Regions from separate parts of the Mus musculus genome. Here all the other regions are linked to region 1. Evidence: chromatin loops called from intact Hi-C (ENCODE). Cell type or tissue: heart. All regions are shown on one strand. Each heading gives the region's core, and the rest is flanking DNA. Links, peaks and the distances in the headings are about the cores only.

Region 1 (7,810 bases), core at 1,488-5,487:
TCCAGAGGTCAGGTTCAGCCAACTCACAGCCATCATGCCTCAACTGGCCAAAAGCTTGACAAAAAAAATCCCGTCAGAGAACACTGCAGGTCCCAGGTCTTCCCGAAATGATGATTAGTGCTGAGGCCTCCAGCCTGGCAAAGCTGGGCTCCCGACTACCTCATCTACTGTCTTGTGCCTACTACAGTCAACTGCACACACTCCAGGACGACAACAGAATAAAACAAAACACCTAGCGGAACACAGACTCTCCTCCAAAGAGAAGCTGATTTAATCTCTCAAATGAAAATCTAACTCCGTCCTGCCTCTGCTAAAAAGGAGGGCGGAGGCAGGGAGATGGCTATTTAAAGCTTTCCACTGCTTTAAGGACAAAGTTGCAGCTCCCAGAAGCAAGTTCAAAGCGCCCCTACAAACCTCTCTGGCTCCATCTTTTTCCACTGAGTCTTGCCAATGCCAGTGTCTCCGGCCAGGAGGAAATGCTTGCAGCATGGAACGCTCTCCCCACTCCGCCTCATCTCTGCGTGCACTGGCCACACCACCACCTGCCCAGCTACCAGACAACGCGGCTCCGCTCAGCTCAACTTTCAAATCTTCTTTTACTCTTCCTCTTTTTCCCCTTGAGACAATCTCTGCATGTTGCCCAGGCTGGCCTCAGACTCATGAGCCTCGGCCTCAGCCGGCGTCCTGAGCGTGGGATTACAGGTGTGCACCACTATTCTTGACTCAGTCTTTCAAGGCTTGTGTGAACATAAAGACCTCTGGTTCCAGGCATGGCACCCACTTTTTCACCTTCTGCACAGTGTTGCTGCTCTTCTGACAGGCTGGACGAGTGCTCCAGTGCCTGGCACACAACTGATACAATGTCTAAGGACACTTTCTCACAGGGCCAATCATCACTGACCGGGCAATATCTAGACTGCCCACTGGCTCACACGAGTGGAAAGTAAACATACATCCGAATTCTCAACCCAGAAGACTAGTTACCTAGTTATCCTTTAACTTGCACAAGACGTTTTCTCGGGCTTGGACATGCACTCAGTGGTAGATCTCTTGCCTGCACATACGAGACCCTGGGTTTCATTCTTGGTTCGGGCAATACATAAGGGGGTGGGGGAACTGATATGGAGGCACACAGCTATGATCCTAGAGGCAGGAGGACCTGAGTTCAAGGTCAGTCAGCCTGGGCTTCATAAAGACCCTGCTTTGAAAAAGGAGCTTAAGGCTGGGCGTGATGGTGCACGCTTTTAGTCCCAGCACTCAGGAGGCAGAGGCAGGCGGATTTCTGAGTTCGAGGCCAGCCTGGTTTACAAAATGAGTTCCAGGACAGCCAGGGCTATACAGAGAAACCCTGTCTCGAAAAACAAAAAAAAAAAAAAAAAACCAACAACAAACAAACAAAAAAAAAAATGTTCTTCCTGTTAGCTGCTTAATTTGAGGGGGAAAAAAAAATCAAAGGAAACCCTAGGGATCCAGGGAGAGGCGGCAGTGCATTACAGCCACCAGCCTAGCTCCACTGTCACCACCTTTTCTAGCTGGGGTGTTTTATCAACAAGAGGAGATAGGCCATTTCCACATCATATTTCTTTTGTCTAAACAAGTGGCGTGTATAACTAGCTTCAAACCATCAGAACCCAAGCTGAGTGTGGTGGCACACATCTTCAATCTCAGCAAAGCAAGTGGATCTCTGAGTTTGAGGACACTCTGGTCTACAGAGTGAGTTCCAGGATAGCCAGGGCTACACAGAGAAATCCCGCCTTGAAAACCAACTGCTGATCTACTTTCTGGAGCAGGAAGATGTCTTCCAATTACAAACTGCTCTCATCGCCATTTGAGACTTGCTGAAGATAGAGGCCACAGGTCAAAGTCGGAAGCAGGAGTCACCTCAGGTGGTGCCTGTGCTCAGCATGCACAGGGCCCCAGGCCTGACCCTCAGGGCACTCCCTATCAATAGGCCTGAATCAACCATGACTCAATTCTAAGTTTTCACATCCCCACCGGGCACATTTTAAAAGAAGCAAGTCTTGGTGAAAGGTAAATTATACTCTCTGGACTGTCTTTAGAGTGTGGTTCTAGCCTCTCTGAAGGAAACTCGCAAAGGAACGATTGCACGCAGATGAGCTGCAGCCTGGTTAAAAACCCACCTGAGGTGATCCTTCAAGCCGGCCCTCCCATCAGTGGACCACCATACCCTACCCTGGGTACTCAAGGGAAAGCCTGACGTCAGCTCCTGAGCCAGCTCTGTTGTGCTGGAGGGCAGGGATCCCGCTGGGTCTGCAGAGCCTGGTCACTCAGCTTCCACCCAGCCAACTCCCAGTCACTGAGCCTCTGCTTCCACCCAAGGTTTCTTCTGGTTGCTTGTTTGTTTAGGCCTTTCTTTTTGGAGGGTGGGCACATTTGAAACTCATTGAGGGGAGGGAAGGGAAGGGAGACAGGATAATGTAAAGCCAAGAATGTTCACGCCAGCCACCACCCGCACCTCAAAGACACAGAGAGTCAACTGGATGCATGCAGAGAGCATGCTGCTCCCCCTCCCCCTCCTCCTTCATGCCAAACACATTGGCATTACTCAAGGGAATCGAATTCATGACAGTCTTGAGAGGCCAGGCGTGGAGATGTCTATAGTGCCAGCATCTGGAAGGCTGAGTCTGAATACTAGGCTCTGTCTGCATTTGAGGCCAGCCTGAGCTACAGTGTAAAGCCTGACATTCACAAACAGCACATCTTCAAATAAAGACCCGAAGCCGGGTACCTGGGAGGCTTCAAACTCCTTAAGAGTTTATGGAGAACCAAACCCACACAGTGACTGTGTAGCCAGTCAGAGCTACACAGGGAGACCTTATGTGGTGGTTTCAATGAGAACAACTCCCATAGACTCTTAAGTTTGAATGCTTGCTCTCCAGTTTTTGAGACTCTACAGGCACTGCCTTGGTCAGACGGTGTCTCTTCACAATGAATGGACAGTAACTATGAGTCTCTGTCTCAAAAAAAAAAAAAAAAAAAATCAAAACCAAAAAAAAAACCAAAACCAAAAACCAAACACATTAAAGCAAACATATTAAAAATGTAGGGCAGTGTCTGGAGTCTGGAGGGATGGCTGAGGGGTAAAGAAGTGCCCACTGCTCTTACAGAAGGCTGGAGTTTCCGTCCCGGCACTCCCATCAATGGCTCACAGAGGTCTGTAACCCAGCTACAGAGGATCCTACGGCTTCTAGCATCCCCGGGCACCCACACATCCACGAGTCCACGAGCAGAGAATACACATCCTCACTTTCTCTGGGAGTAGTGGCGCCTGCTTCCAATCCCAACACACAAGCAGGCAGTGCTCTGTGGTTTCCAGACTAGCTGGTCAACAGAGCTAATTCCAGGACAGCCAGGGTTACATGAAAGCTGTAAAAACCAGGGTTTGGAAACCCATTCTTTTCTAAATAAATAAATAAAATCAGAAGAAGAAAAAAAAAACAGTTTTTTTTTCCTTTCCTATTTTTTTTTTAAATACAGGTGACATGAGGGGCATTTGGGAGACACTCCTCCTAGTGGCAGGCCATAAATGCCTCTACCGGAAATTGTGCATTTTCTGGCAGAAGTCACTATTGCACACACTTCCTTTTTTTTTTTAATATTTATTTATTTATTATATGTAAATACACTGTAGCTGTCTTCAGACACTCCAGAAGAGGGCATCAGATTTCGTTACGGATGGTTGTGAGCCACCATGTGGTTGCTGGGATTTGAACTCAGGACCTTTGGAAGAGCAGTCAGTGCTCTTAACCGCTGAGCCATCTCACCAGCCCCTGCACACACTTCCTAACAGGCAGCACACACTCAAAAAATATAGGTGGAGTGAATAAATACCTAAGCGACACCTGTTAGTCTCTATAAAAATCTTATTTGTTGAGTGTGGTGGCGCACGCCTTTAATCCTAGCACTCTGAAGGCAGAGGCAGGGAGACCTCTGTGATTTTGAGGCCAGCCTGGTCTACCTGGTGAATTCCAGAAAAGCCAGGGCTATATAGAGATCTTGTCTCAAAAACACCAAAACCAAACAAACACACACTTTCTTGATTCAAGGGGAATGTACCTTAAACCTCTATTAAATAATCGCTGAACCAAGCAGGCCTTCCAAGGCTCGTTAATGCTAAGTCGAAAAGCATCACCAATCTTTCGAGAAATGCTGAACTAGCGGAAAAAACTTCGAGGCCAAGTTTCAACATTCCTGTGAAGATACACCACTGCTGTGCTGGTTAGAAGCGCTAGGGGAAGACAGACCCAACTCCTCCTCTATCCTAGTATATGTGACTCCCCACACATAAACTTTTGAGGTGAATGTCACCGGAGCGGAGCCCAGCCCAGCCCAGCCCAGCCCGGCCCGGCCCGGCCCGGCCCAGCCCGGCCCAGCCCAGGCGCGGACACATGGTCACCAAAGAGACATTTCCGTCTCCACGAGGGTTAGCTTCGAACCTCAAACTCTGAAATTACCACGAGAATCACGAATCTAATAGAGGAGTTCCTACTTGGGATAATTTTTCCTTTTCCTGTAACTTTTGGGGGCAAGCAAAAACTCTCACTCGCATCATACCGATCGGTAATCTCCCCTTCTCGCAGGCATGAGGCTATCTTACAAATCACACCCTTCTTCCTTTCCCTTCCCTCCACTCAGAAGAACGTAGTCCGAGATCCTTCCCACTGCGCAGATCTTAGGGTGGGTCCCGGGGAAGAGCAGATGCTTTGCAGAGTTTAGGGGAGCTCTGCTGAGATCCCCGGAAAACTCGGACTAAAACTGAAAGAGGAAAAGGGAAAGGAAGAGAAAAAACCAGGCTCGCTCACCGCGGCGGAAGGCGCACAGCGGCGGGGGATTTCGGCCCAGAGCCCAGTGGTCCCAGAGGACACATGGTCGCTTGCTCCCCGCTGTCTCGGGGCCTCCTCCCGCTCTTCCTCCGAGCCAGGCACTCCACCCGAGCCCCTCCCTCACCAGACGGAGCTCAAGAACTTTAAAATGGTCCCTAGGGCGCGGGGGACCAGAGAGAGTTGCCCCGGGGTAGAAGGTGGGGCGCCCAGAGCGAAGCGCACACCGCTGGGCGGAGAGGCACCCGGCAAAGGTGGAGAGAGAAATGGAACGCGGCCCCTTTAAGAGGCCTTCACGGCGATCCGGGACCGGGGGCCTCTCTTCCACCTCCGGCCCGGCGTGGGAGACCCTTCCTTGGGGAAAACTCTCCCCAGACCCACTCCCCGGAGGCTTCCCTCACGCCAGGTCCGCCCAGCCCTACCGCGGGGCGGCAGCTCCTCCTTACCCCGCTGTCTGCCGCCTCCTCCCAGCTCTCAGCGACCTCCTCATCTTCCATCTTACTCGCCGCTTTCCCTCCTCCCCCAACCCCTCCCCGCGCCTGCGCCTTGAAGCGCGCCTGAGTCGCGGGCGGAGGCACGCAGGGCTTTCCTCAATGGACCACGCCCCCTCCCCCAGCCCGGAAGAGGCGCCCGGCCAGGTCCTCCACTCGCCTGGTCTGCCATCTTGGAAGAGGGCAGGGAAGTCAGATCGGCCTCCATCTTTCATGAGGTCAATACGCTCGCTGGTTTACTGAATGAGAGAGTTCAAGTGACGTTACCTGCTCCAGTTCGGGAACTGTGTGCTTTGGAACCATCGTTTCTTAAGGGCAGGCAATGATTGAAAATTAATTTTTTTTTCAAAAATTGAATCTCAAAAGAAAAAAAGTGAGTCTAAGTTTTTCTAAGCTACAGGTCACATGTTTGTTTTACAGCATTTTTTTTTTTTTTTAAGGTGTGCGCCACCACACCCGGTAACCAGTCATACTTTTTTTTTTTTCTAAGATTTATTTATTTATATGTAAGTACACTGTAGCTGTCTTCAGACACTCCAGAAGAGGGAATCAGATCTCGTTAGGATGGTTGTGAGCCACCATGTGGTTGCTGGGATTTGAACTCCAGGCCTTTGGAAGAGCAGTCTGGAAGAGCAGTCGGGTGCTCTTACCCACTGAGCCATCTCACCAGCCCTGTTTTACAACATTCTTGAGACATTTCTATACTTAAAGAAAGGATTAAAAAGCATCTTTGGCCGGACGTGGTGGCGCACGCCTTTAATCCCAGCACTCAGGAGGCAGAGGCAGGCGGATTTCTGAGTTGGAGGCCAGCCCGGTCTACAAAGTGAGTTCCAGGACAGCCAGGGCTACACAGAGAAACCCTGTCTCGAGAGGAAAAAAGAAAAAAGCATCTCTGGGCTGGAGATATGGCTCAGCAGTTAAGCGCACAGCCTGCTCTTACAGAGGTCCTGAGTTCAAATCCCAGCAACCACATGGCTCCCAACCATCTGTAATGAGATCTGGAGTGTCTGAAGACAGCTACAGTATCAGTATACTTACAGATAAATAAATTAAAACATCTTTAAAAAAAAGAAAGAAAAGAATTAAGGCAGCAGGAAGAAAAGACTCAGACAGCTGAAGATGGTGAGAAGCATGGCATTAGGAAGCAGGCACTGCCTGAGCAGTGCTGGCCCTCGCCTTTAATCCAGCACTCAGGAGGCAGAGGCAGGGGAATCTCTGTGAGTTTACAGAATGAGTTCTAGGACAGCCCCTGTCTCAAAAATTAAACCAAAAGGAAACAAGACAACAACCACCACCCTCCTCCCACACACACCTTATTATACTGAAGAGTCACAACCGGTATCTGACTTCCCTTAAAAATTCTAAGGGGGTCGCCGGGACGCGTTTAATCCCAGCACTTGGGAGGCAGAGGCAGGTGGATTTCTGAGTCGCCTGGTCTACAGAGTGAGTTCCAGGGCAGCCAGGGCTACACAAAGAAACCCTGTCTAATGGGTATGACTGCTGAAGGGTGGGGGGCAGCTGGTGGGGGTGGCTTGCCTGTCTGTCTCACCTCTAATCCTTTCCCCAAACACAGACAACATTTCTGGGACATGTCCCTTATAGTTAGCTCTATCAAAAACATGCTGTTGAGTAAGGCAGCAATGTGGGTGCTATAATCAAGTTAACTGACTTGGAATGTGGTTTTCCCTCATATTTTTAGGGTCCCATTAATCTTAATAAAGTAAGAGTTTCCTGTTGTGACATTTTGCAGTTTGTATTCTTAGTGATCATAATTGCAACCATCTTGGTAAAATGTTACCAGCTTTTTTCTCCTCCTCCGAGATTTCCCAGCATTCTGGATCATTGCCAGGTCCGTTGTCACGGGGCTCTTACCTAGAACCTCCTGCTCTACACCTCTGCCTGCATACTGAAGCCTTTCAAGATGCCAGCCCCAGCCCCACCCCCACCACCTGGCCCCTGGAGGGTTTCACTATGTATCCCAGGCTGTGCTATAATTCACTCTGTAGACTGGGCTAGCCTGACTCCAGCTGACAGGGATCCACCTGTCTCTGTGTGCTGAGCACTGAGATTGAATGTGTGTGCTGCCGTGGTCAGTTGGGATTCCAGTTCATGTAATCAGGCTTCTTGTTGACAGATATCTCACAAGCAGTAAAAAGCCTGTTTGAAACTCAAAGAATTGGACTATTTCCCTATCTTCAAGAACAAAGGATGTCATATTGCCCATCTCTGGTTACTGTATTTGTGAGTCTTCTGTGAATTCATTTTTAAGTGTGTGTGTGTGTGTGTGTGTGTGTGTGTGTGTGTGTGTGTGTGTGTGTAAGCCAGAGATTGCATGACAGGTGTCTTTTTTGATCACTCTCCATATATTGAGGCAGAGTGTCTTACTTGGACCCTGGCCTAGACAATTCAGCTAATTGGGGATGCCTCTCTCCTAACACTCAGGCCTGTTCGAGGGTTCCAGACATGCCCTCAACTGTC
Region 2 (4,000 bases), core at 1-4,000, 170 kb before region 1:
TGAGAACATGGGATGAATAATCACAACACCAGTCCGTGCCAAGGGGAATGGGAGAAATTTCACAAGGCCCCACCCCTAGTTGAAGAGCTGCAGCAATCAGTGGCTAACAAAGGGGGTGTGTCGGTTTGGGGGAGGAGCCACATGATAGGTTGTCCAGTTAATGGTTCTTGGTGACCTTGTTCTTCAGCCTCTTTCCTCGTTGCTGAGGCAGCAGTTGAGTTGTAAGAGCCCTGCTGTAAGGGGTGACTTCTCAGGCTCAGGCTGGGCTTTCTGAGTGTAGAAGAGGCTGGCTTCAAAGGTCGGACTCTGGTAGGATTTCAGGAGAGGCCTTTGCCTACTTTCCAGAGGCCTCCTGTCTGTGGGAATGCATATTTGTGCTCAAACAGCGCCATCCTCAGTTCTGGTTCTCAGTCCTGTGATGTGCACCTCTGGACTGCAGTCCTGCCTGTGGGAGTTTAGCTGCACTCGGTTAACTACCAGTAGCATCCTTATTTCTCCGTCTGGACTATGAACTCCAGGAGGGCAGACGCCTGGAATGCCCGCCTGCAGTCAGAACAATACAAATACATATATAAGCCAGTGTTGAAAAGCACAGATCGGGGCTGGAGAGATGGCTCAGAGGTTAAGAGCACTGACTGCTTTTCCGAAGGTCCTAAGTTCAAATCCCAACAACCACATGGTGGCTCACAACCATCTTTAAAGAGATCGGATGCCCTCTTCTGGTGTGTCTGAAGACAGCTACAGTGTACTTAGATATAATAATAAGTAAATCTTTAAAAAAAAAAAAAAGAAAGAAAAGCACAGATCATTTCCTGAGCTGTGCCAGCAGTTTGGCTTGCTCCTTGTGAAGTAGGTATCGGCTCCACCCTCCCCTTTGCAAAGGGGAAAGTGGGACCAGACTGGCTAAGCGATTCTCTAAAGAAAACACAGCTCAAAGGTAACAGGGCTGGATTGGAAGCAAACACACTAACACACTTCAGATACAAGCTTGCCCCTTGAGTCTGTGTGGGTTTGGCTTCATGCTGCCTTTGCCTTCCTGCCTTCGCCCACCTTCCCTCTTGGTGGCTGTGTCATCTGTCTAGCTTCAGGCCCACCCCTGAAGAAGCTAGAGGAAGTTCGTCTCCTCGCAGATTGTCTAGAGATGTTCTTCCCACATAGCACGCTCACTAGAGTCATAGATTGAGCTGCAGATGTGTTCAGTCTCCACTCCCATGGGGAACTTGGCACATAAGTTGCTGGACAAGGAGGGAGGGAAAGAAGGAAGTCTCACACTTTGGCCCATCTCCCTGTCTGCACAGTCTTTTTTTTTTTTTAAAGCAAAAGTTTATTAGGAAAAACTCCGAGAGCCAAGGAGATGACTCTGTGCATGTTGGTCAGGCCTGATGACCAGAGCCCCGCCCCCAGAGCCCACATGAAGGCAGAAGGAGGGACCCTACTGCAAAGTGTTCTTCTGCCCTCCACACGAGCGCATCCTCACCTCTGACATCATGCACACAATCGGAATAAATATGGTTTTGTTTCAAACAAAAGTTTTAATATAGATTTAGGCACACACATTAGGGGAGAGGACAAAAACTGCGAGGGGACACAGGCTTCTCATGGGGTTACTCATATTCCCCTTCCTAATACTGGGCAGCACTGAGGTTCCTGTGAGCTGCTGTTCTGCATCTAATGTCAGTGTGCACGATGCTACACAGCATCCATTAGGGAAGAATCGCAATACGGATGCATGTGGTCGTAATTACCTGGAGAGTCCAGAAGAGGGCGCAGGATGTGTCTGTATTATCCCCAGCACCTGCATAAACCAGGCATTGTAGGCCATCCCTGCTGACCCAGCATGGGGGTGCAGAGGCAGGAGGATGGGGCTTCATGGCCATCGGCTCAGGGTCATTGTCCCCGGCTGTCTGACTCACATGGCAGAGACTTGGTTTTGCTGAGATGCAGTGGAACACAGCAGAACTTGTTTGTTCCCTAATTTGATTTGTGTTCAGACATTCTTCATCTTGTTTTCTTCACCAGGTTTCCTCAGTGTGAGCTTTCACTGGGTTTGGGAGGAGTGCTTTCTTTTGAAATGCATGGTCTTAGCCTCCTCTGGCCTCAACTGCATGATCCTGCCTTCACCTCCCAAGTGTTTTTCGAGAGTCCTGTGCCAGTTTGAAAATGTTACCATGTTGGGTTTTTGGTTTGGTTTGGTTTGGTTTTGGTTTTGGTTTTGGTTTTTAGACAAGGTTTCTCTGTGTAGCCCTGGCTGTCCTGGAACTTGCTCTGTAGATCAAGCTGGCCTCAAACTCAAGAGATCCACTTGCCTCTGTCTCCCAAGTGCTGGGATTAAAAGGATGCACCACCACCCTAGCTGTCATGTTGGGATTCTTTACAAATACTTAATGCTGGGCAGTGGTGGTACATACTTTTAATCCCAGCACTTGGGAGGCAGAAGCAGGTGGATTTCTGAGTTCGAGGCCAGCCTGGTCTACAGAGTGAATTCCAGGACAGCCAGGGCTATACAGAGAAACCCTGTCTCGAAAAACCAAAAAAAAAACAAAAAAAACAAAAAACTTTATTCTGTTTGTATGATGAGGGAAGTAGCCCATGCCACTGTGTGGATAGTCAGTCCTGTCTGTCTGTCCATCTTACCTGGCTTCTGGGGATGGAACTCGAGTTTTTAGGCCACCATAGCAATCACTTGACCCTCTGAGCCATCTCACTGGCCATAGCATCCTGTTTTAAAAGCCCAAGTAGCTTTCTGACTGGTTTCTTCAGATCTCATGTAATAAGTCTCCCTTTTAAGTGTCATTATTTCACGTACATACATAATACAATGTTGTCACCACCTTGGTTTAAAGTCGTATAGGCCAGTCGTGTGGCACACACCTGTAATCTCAGCATTTAAAAGGCTGAGGGAGAAAGATTGAAAAGTTTGCGTCCAGCCTGGACTGCATGTGAGACCCTGTATCAACTGATGTTTCATTGTGCTCCATGACTCTCAGGACAAAAGGAACCCACCGCAGTGCTCTCGCCCTCACGTCAGCCTCCCCATCCTAGCAGCCTCACTCCTGCCTTTCCTCCTGCCTACTAACACTCTGCTCATCGGGCTCCAGTTAAACCCTAGGCAGGGCAGCCATGACCCCAGCTCACCTCCTCAGGATCCCTCCATGCACTTTGTCACGCAGGTCCCACCTCACTGTAGGTCACCACAGATAAGTTCTGTGGAGCGAAGGTTCTGTCTGTGTCAGAAATGAAGCTCGGTGTGGTGTCACTACAGTGCAGTGTCACTGCCCCTGGACCCATAGCTGCCATATCATGGGGGATTAACATCTGTTGGGTGTTGATGACCGTGCCTTCCAAGGAAGCTGGATACCAGCGTGTTTGTGCCCAGAAGTGCCATCATCATGCTTGATAAGTGGGGGAGTGCCTTGCAGTTTTTAATCAATCAATCTCTCTCTCCCTCCCTCCCTTTTTGTGGCTTTTTCAAGTTTCAGGCCTGTCGAGGGGCACAGACAGCTGCTGCTGCAGCTCCCAGAATCAAAAAATTTGCCATTTACCGATGGGACCCAGACAAGACTGGAGATAAACCTCGAATGCAGACGTACGAGGTGGATCTGAATAAGTAAGTGTCTGGGCCAGCCAGGCGCTGGCGAAGGAGAGCTTGGGAGGGTTTGCTGGGCTCTCAGTTAGGTCTGGTTTCTGCCATTATTTGCGGTGCTAGGGATTGTGGTGCCTGTGGGGTCATGCCTTTCAGGTCTTGAGAGATGTAAAATCCGATTCCCTTAATGATTGAGATAATCACATGTTTTCTGTCTTTAGAGTCAGTTAGATGTCTCTCAATAACTAGCTTGCGTGAGCGCGCTCGCACGTGCGCTCGCGCTCTCGCTCTCTCTCTCTCTCTCTCTCTCTCTCTCTCTCTCTCCAGTCTTTTGTAGTCCAGGCTTATCTTGAACTCACTATGTAGCTGAGGAAGACCTTGCATTTCTAATCTTCCTCTCTATGCCTCCCCAATTCT
Region 3 (4,000 bases), core at 1-4,000, 60 kb before region 1:
TGGCAAGGCTGTCCCTCAGGAAGTCCTCAGAATCCGAAGCTCGTAACTGTTCCGTTATGAAACAGTCTTCAAAATCTCCAGTCATTTCAAGTTGTCCAAAATATTATTCTTAGCCTGTGGCCATTCAAAACTGCAGGCAGTTGGAGCGTGCTGGCATTCAAAACGCCCACACGCAGCCGCTGTTGCTGGCCCCTATTCTAAAGACCACAGACCTTCACCCAAGTGGGAATTCCTTCCCAGCTTCCTGTCCATAGAGGAAGCAGCTCCGGGCCTATTGTGTCTGTTAAGGCACTGTGATGCCAAGCTAGCGGGACCAACCGGCTGGGGGACCCTTGAGACCATGGAGGGAGTACAGAGGGACAGGATCTTTGGTAGAAAGAGTGTAAAAGTGCATGAGGGTCCGGGGGAGGAAAGAGCGGCTAGGAAGGATATTCTCGGCTGTATTCCAGGTAGGAGGGAACGAGGACCCTCGTCAATGCCTTCTTTGGCTCCTTTAGAAGGCAACAGTGTCGTCGTCAGCAGCAGCAGCAGCAGCAGAAGCAAAGAGAAACCCCTGAACAGCAAATGCCATGGGTACTTTCAGAAGGCTTTTCTGGGAAGTTCTAAGCAAAGCCACTGTCAGCTCTCTAGAACTCTAGCTGGCAGCTGTGGCAGATCCACATGAATGTACATCTTCAGCTAACAAGGCAGCAGGCTCAGTTTCTGTTCCTCTTCCTGGCGCCGCGGGCTTTAGATTCAGGCTAAGGAGAGCCCGAAAGGTTGAGTGTAGGGCGGGCAGCTTCCTCTGTATCAAACCAGCCTGGCTGGATACTTGGTGACCCCACCCTCCGGAGGATCAAGAGAAGCTAACCCTAGTCTACTGAACGAAGACCCAACAGATAGGGGTAGACTGCCAATCTCCGGTTTGATAACAAGAAAGGAAAGGGAGACAGCTGTGGAGATGATTCGGTGCAGATGAGCAAGCTTGAGGCCCCGAGTTTGGATCTCTAGCGCCTAAAAGCCAGGTCTGGCTCCAGCTACCTGTAGACCCTCCACTGTGTGGGGTGGGGCAGAGAAAGGAGTTTCACTGGGCTTGCTGAACACCTAGTCTAGATGAAAACAGCCAACCCCAGCTTCAGTTAGGGGCCACCTCAAGGGAACAACGGACATGAAAAAAGCAAGACACTGGCTGGAACTCCTGTGGCTTCTGCATGCACCCGCACCACACCCAGACACGCAAAAGCAAGCACAGGCAGCTGTAGCTTGCTGACCTCCATTCTTGTCATTTTAATATTATTTTAAAATCATCGCACCGACACAGTTAAGTGTTCTAAGATACCCATTCAGAAAATGTTATGAGCCTGTGTTACATAGCGCAAAGGGCAGATGGAGTTGGCCCTCCAACACATTTGTGGTACCCGACGACCTGTTTCCAAACAACTCAGACACCCATCGCCTTCGAGAGCCACCCAGCCTAAGTAGCAACACCCCACCACAGGGCACAGGACACACCACGTATTTTTCATCTTTTTCAGTTAGGGAAGGTGTCCAACTTTGTGTCTCCTCTCCTAGACTAGAGTCCTGGGTTCCCTTCCGGAGACACTCCGTGTGTTTACAGGCATTTGAGTTTATTTGCCTCAGGTGACGCTCACTCAAGACAAGGGCGGCGGTATCCTCCCAGCTGCAAGTATGTTGTGATCAGGGGTGAAACTGGGGTCAGGAGAGCCGGAGATAGGAACAGCGTCCCTGGGCTTCGTGGGACGGGTCCCCCAGATGGCCGGGTTCCCTCCCGTGCCCTCCCGGCGGGGATTTCCGCGGGTGGCAGGGTTTTCTGGGATCCCGTCACGACTGTCGGTTAGCGCTGTGACACGACCCGTAGACCCCGCCGAGGGAACCCACTGCGCTCTCGGGTCCCCAGGAGCTGGCTGCGACCGTTGCCGGCGTCCCGCTGACGGCTCAGGGCCAGCGACCCCTCCTAAGTCTGGCCCCGATTAAAGTAGCCACAGGGCTCCATCCTTTCCGCCCCTAAACCCGACAACCGGTCCTCGTCCCCCGCAGTGCATGCCGGGGCGGGGGACGGGAAGATTAAGCCAGGAACGGTCACCTGTAACCACGGTTGGTGGCCCGCGGCGGGATGCGGTAGACGTGGACCTCCGGCTTGACACACAGAACAGACTCGTACTCACTCTCCTCCATCTCTATCGCCCGAGCCCTCGGGACTTCCGGCTTCTCCCCGCCCCTTCAGGACCGGAAGTGATGCGACTCTATGACCAAGTTCTGTCTAGAGCGGAAGCTCCGGGGGACCCCCCGATCGCTCCCGAGTGCCCTCTGCCGGGCGCCTCAGATCAGACCGTGAAGCGATTGCTCTCTGCTGCTGTGGGACCTGAGAAGCTCGAGATGCCGCTGATCTGAGCCTAATCCCGAACCTGGTTGTAGTTCAAACTCTATACCCTAGACCAGGGTGGCTGATATGCAAGATACCCTGCAGCCCTGCCCTTCTGACGGAATGTCCTTGTCCCCGCCAATCCCAGAAGGTTCTCAGAGGCTTCTGGAGGAATCTCGCTCCACAACTTTTTATAACCTACTATGTGCGCAAGGCCCCAGTGGCTTAGCGCAACAGGAGTACAAATCAAAGTTGTGAACCAAAGTTCCTGGTTGTCTTTGCTGTGAAGAGACACTATGACCAAGGCAACACTTACAAAAAGAAATCCTTTCATTGGGGGCTTGCTTACAGTTTCAGAGGCTTAGTCCATGATTAGCATGCGGGAGAGCATGGCGGCATGCAGGCAGGCGTGATACCAGAGAAGCAGCTGAGAGCTGTACGTCATGATCCTGGTGGGGGTGGAAGGGCCACAGCACACAGGGATGGGGCGGGAGGAAGGGGAGCACGGACGACAGTGACCCGGGCCTGATACGGGCTTTTGGAAAACTCAAAGACCAAACCCCCATCACAGCTTTTCCAACGAGGACACACCTCCTAATCCTTCCACGAGGTTGATCACTTGTGAAAAGCTAGAATAAGGCAGATTGGGAGGCGAATTGATTTTGAGTTATCTTGACCCTCTAAATAGCCATTTATTGGCCACCTCTGTATGTGACCTAAGATCCTTGTGACTATTAGGTAAATCCTTTGGAAGGTACAAATGCCAGCTTTCACCAATAAAGGCTAAGAATGTCATCAGATAGCAAGTAAGGGCCATAAATGATGTTTCCCGGCTTTGCGGTGACTCACCTGCCTGAGGTCTCCACCAACGGTTTGAAAAATGCCTCGGTTTGATGTTTGTTTTGTTTTGTTGATTTTTTGGGTTTTTTGTTTTTGTTGGTTTTTTTTGAGACAGGGTTTCTCTGTGTAGCCCAGGCTGTCCTGGAACTCATTTTGTAGACCAGGCTGGCCTCAAACTCAGAAATCCACCTGCCTCTGCCTCCCGAGTGCTGGGATTAAAGGCGTGTGCCACCACGCCTGGCTCAGTTTTTTGGTTTTTCGAGACAGGATTTCTCTGTGCAGTCCTGGCTGTCCTGGAACTCACTCTGTAGACCAGGCTGGCCTCGAACTCCGAAATCTGCCCGCCTCTGCCTCCCAAATGCTGGGATTAAAGGTGTGCGACACCACGGCCGGGCTAATGCCTCGGTTTATAACTATTTTTTCATCACTGTGGTGGTCTGAATGGGAATGGCCCCCATAGGCTCATAATTTTGAATGCTTGGTCATTAGGAATTGGCACTACTTGAGAGGAACTAGGAGGTGTGGCCTTGGAGTGGGTGTGGCCTTTTGGAGGAAGTATATTATTGGGGGTGAGCTTTGAGGTTTCAAAAGTCAAAGCCAGTCCCAGTGCCTTTCTCTTCCTGCTGCCTGCAGATCCAGATGGAGAATGTTCAACTACTTCTCCAGCACCATGTCTGCCTGCGTGCTGCCATGCTTCCCGCCTTGATGATAATGGACTGAATCTCTGAAACTGTAAGCCAGCCTAATTACGTGCTCTCTCTTATAAAAGTTGCTGTGGCCATGGCGTCTGTTAACAGT

Evidence for each region. Hi-C counts contacts between places; a loop is a spot of excess contacts. Peaks named below come from ENCODE experiments on the same cell type or tissue, not always from the same donor. Only the 100,000 strongest peaks of a DNase experiment are listed, where the experiment ranks them.
Region 2: it touches region 1 in a loop (5-fold over the local background); 2 of 42 quality-filtered maps call a loop at or near these places.
Region 3: a loop joins it to region 1, with 5 times the contacts of the local background. A loop is called at or near these places in 9 of 42 quality-filtered maps.

What each region holds. Positions count from the first base shown.
Region 1 is chr4:141,134,405-141,142,214 of GRCm38, forward strand. Szrd1 (SUZ RNA binding domain containing 1) reads right to left here and starts at 5,392. Exons shown (of 4, transcript NM_001025608.2): 1 at 5,288-5,392. The coding sequence starts at 5,338. In heart, for the core only: CTCF peaks have their summits at 3,535 and 4,260; DNase peaks (open chromatin) are centred at 4,287 and 5,417; H3K4me3 peaks cover 1,774 bases; H3K27ac peaks cover 2,025 bases.
Region 2 is chr4:140,963,022-140,967,021 of GRCm38, forward strand. Sdhb (succinate dehydrogenase complex, subunit B, iron sulfur (Ip)) reads left to right here. Exons shown (of 8, transcript NM_023374.4): 2 at 3,474-3,607. Among named protein-coding and RNA genes, the nearest start is that of Sdhb, 3.8 kb to the left of the region's middle. In heart, for the core only: a CTCF peak has its summit at 1,762 (motif pointing right); DNase peaks (open chromatin) are centred at 110, 1,180 and 1,730; H3K4me3 peaks cover 333 bases.
Region 3 is chr4:141,076,130-141,080,129 of GRCm38, forward strand. It overlaps Necap2 (NECAP endocytosis associated 2), which reads right to left and starts at 2,228. Exons shown (of 8, transcript NM_025383.4): 1 at 2,084-2,228. The coding sequence starts at 2,175. In heart, for the core only: a CTCF peak has its summit at 2,313 (motif pointing left); DNase peaks (open chromatin) are centred at 712 and 2,232; H3K4me3 peaks cover 2,073 bases; H3K27ac peaks cover 1,245 bases.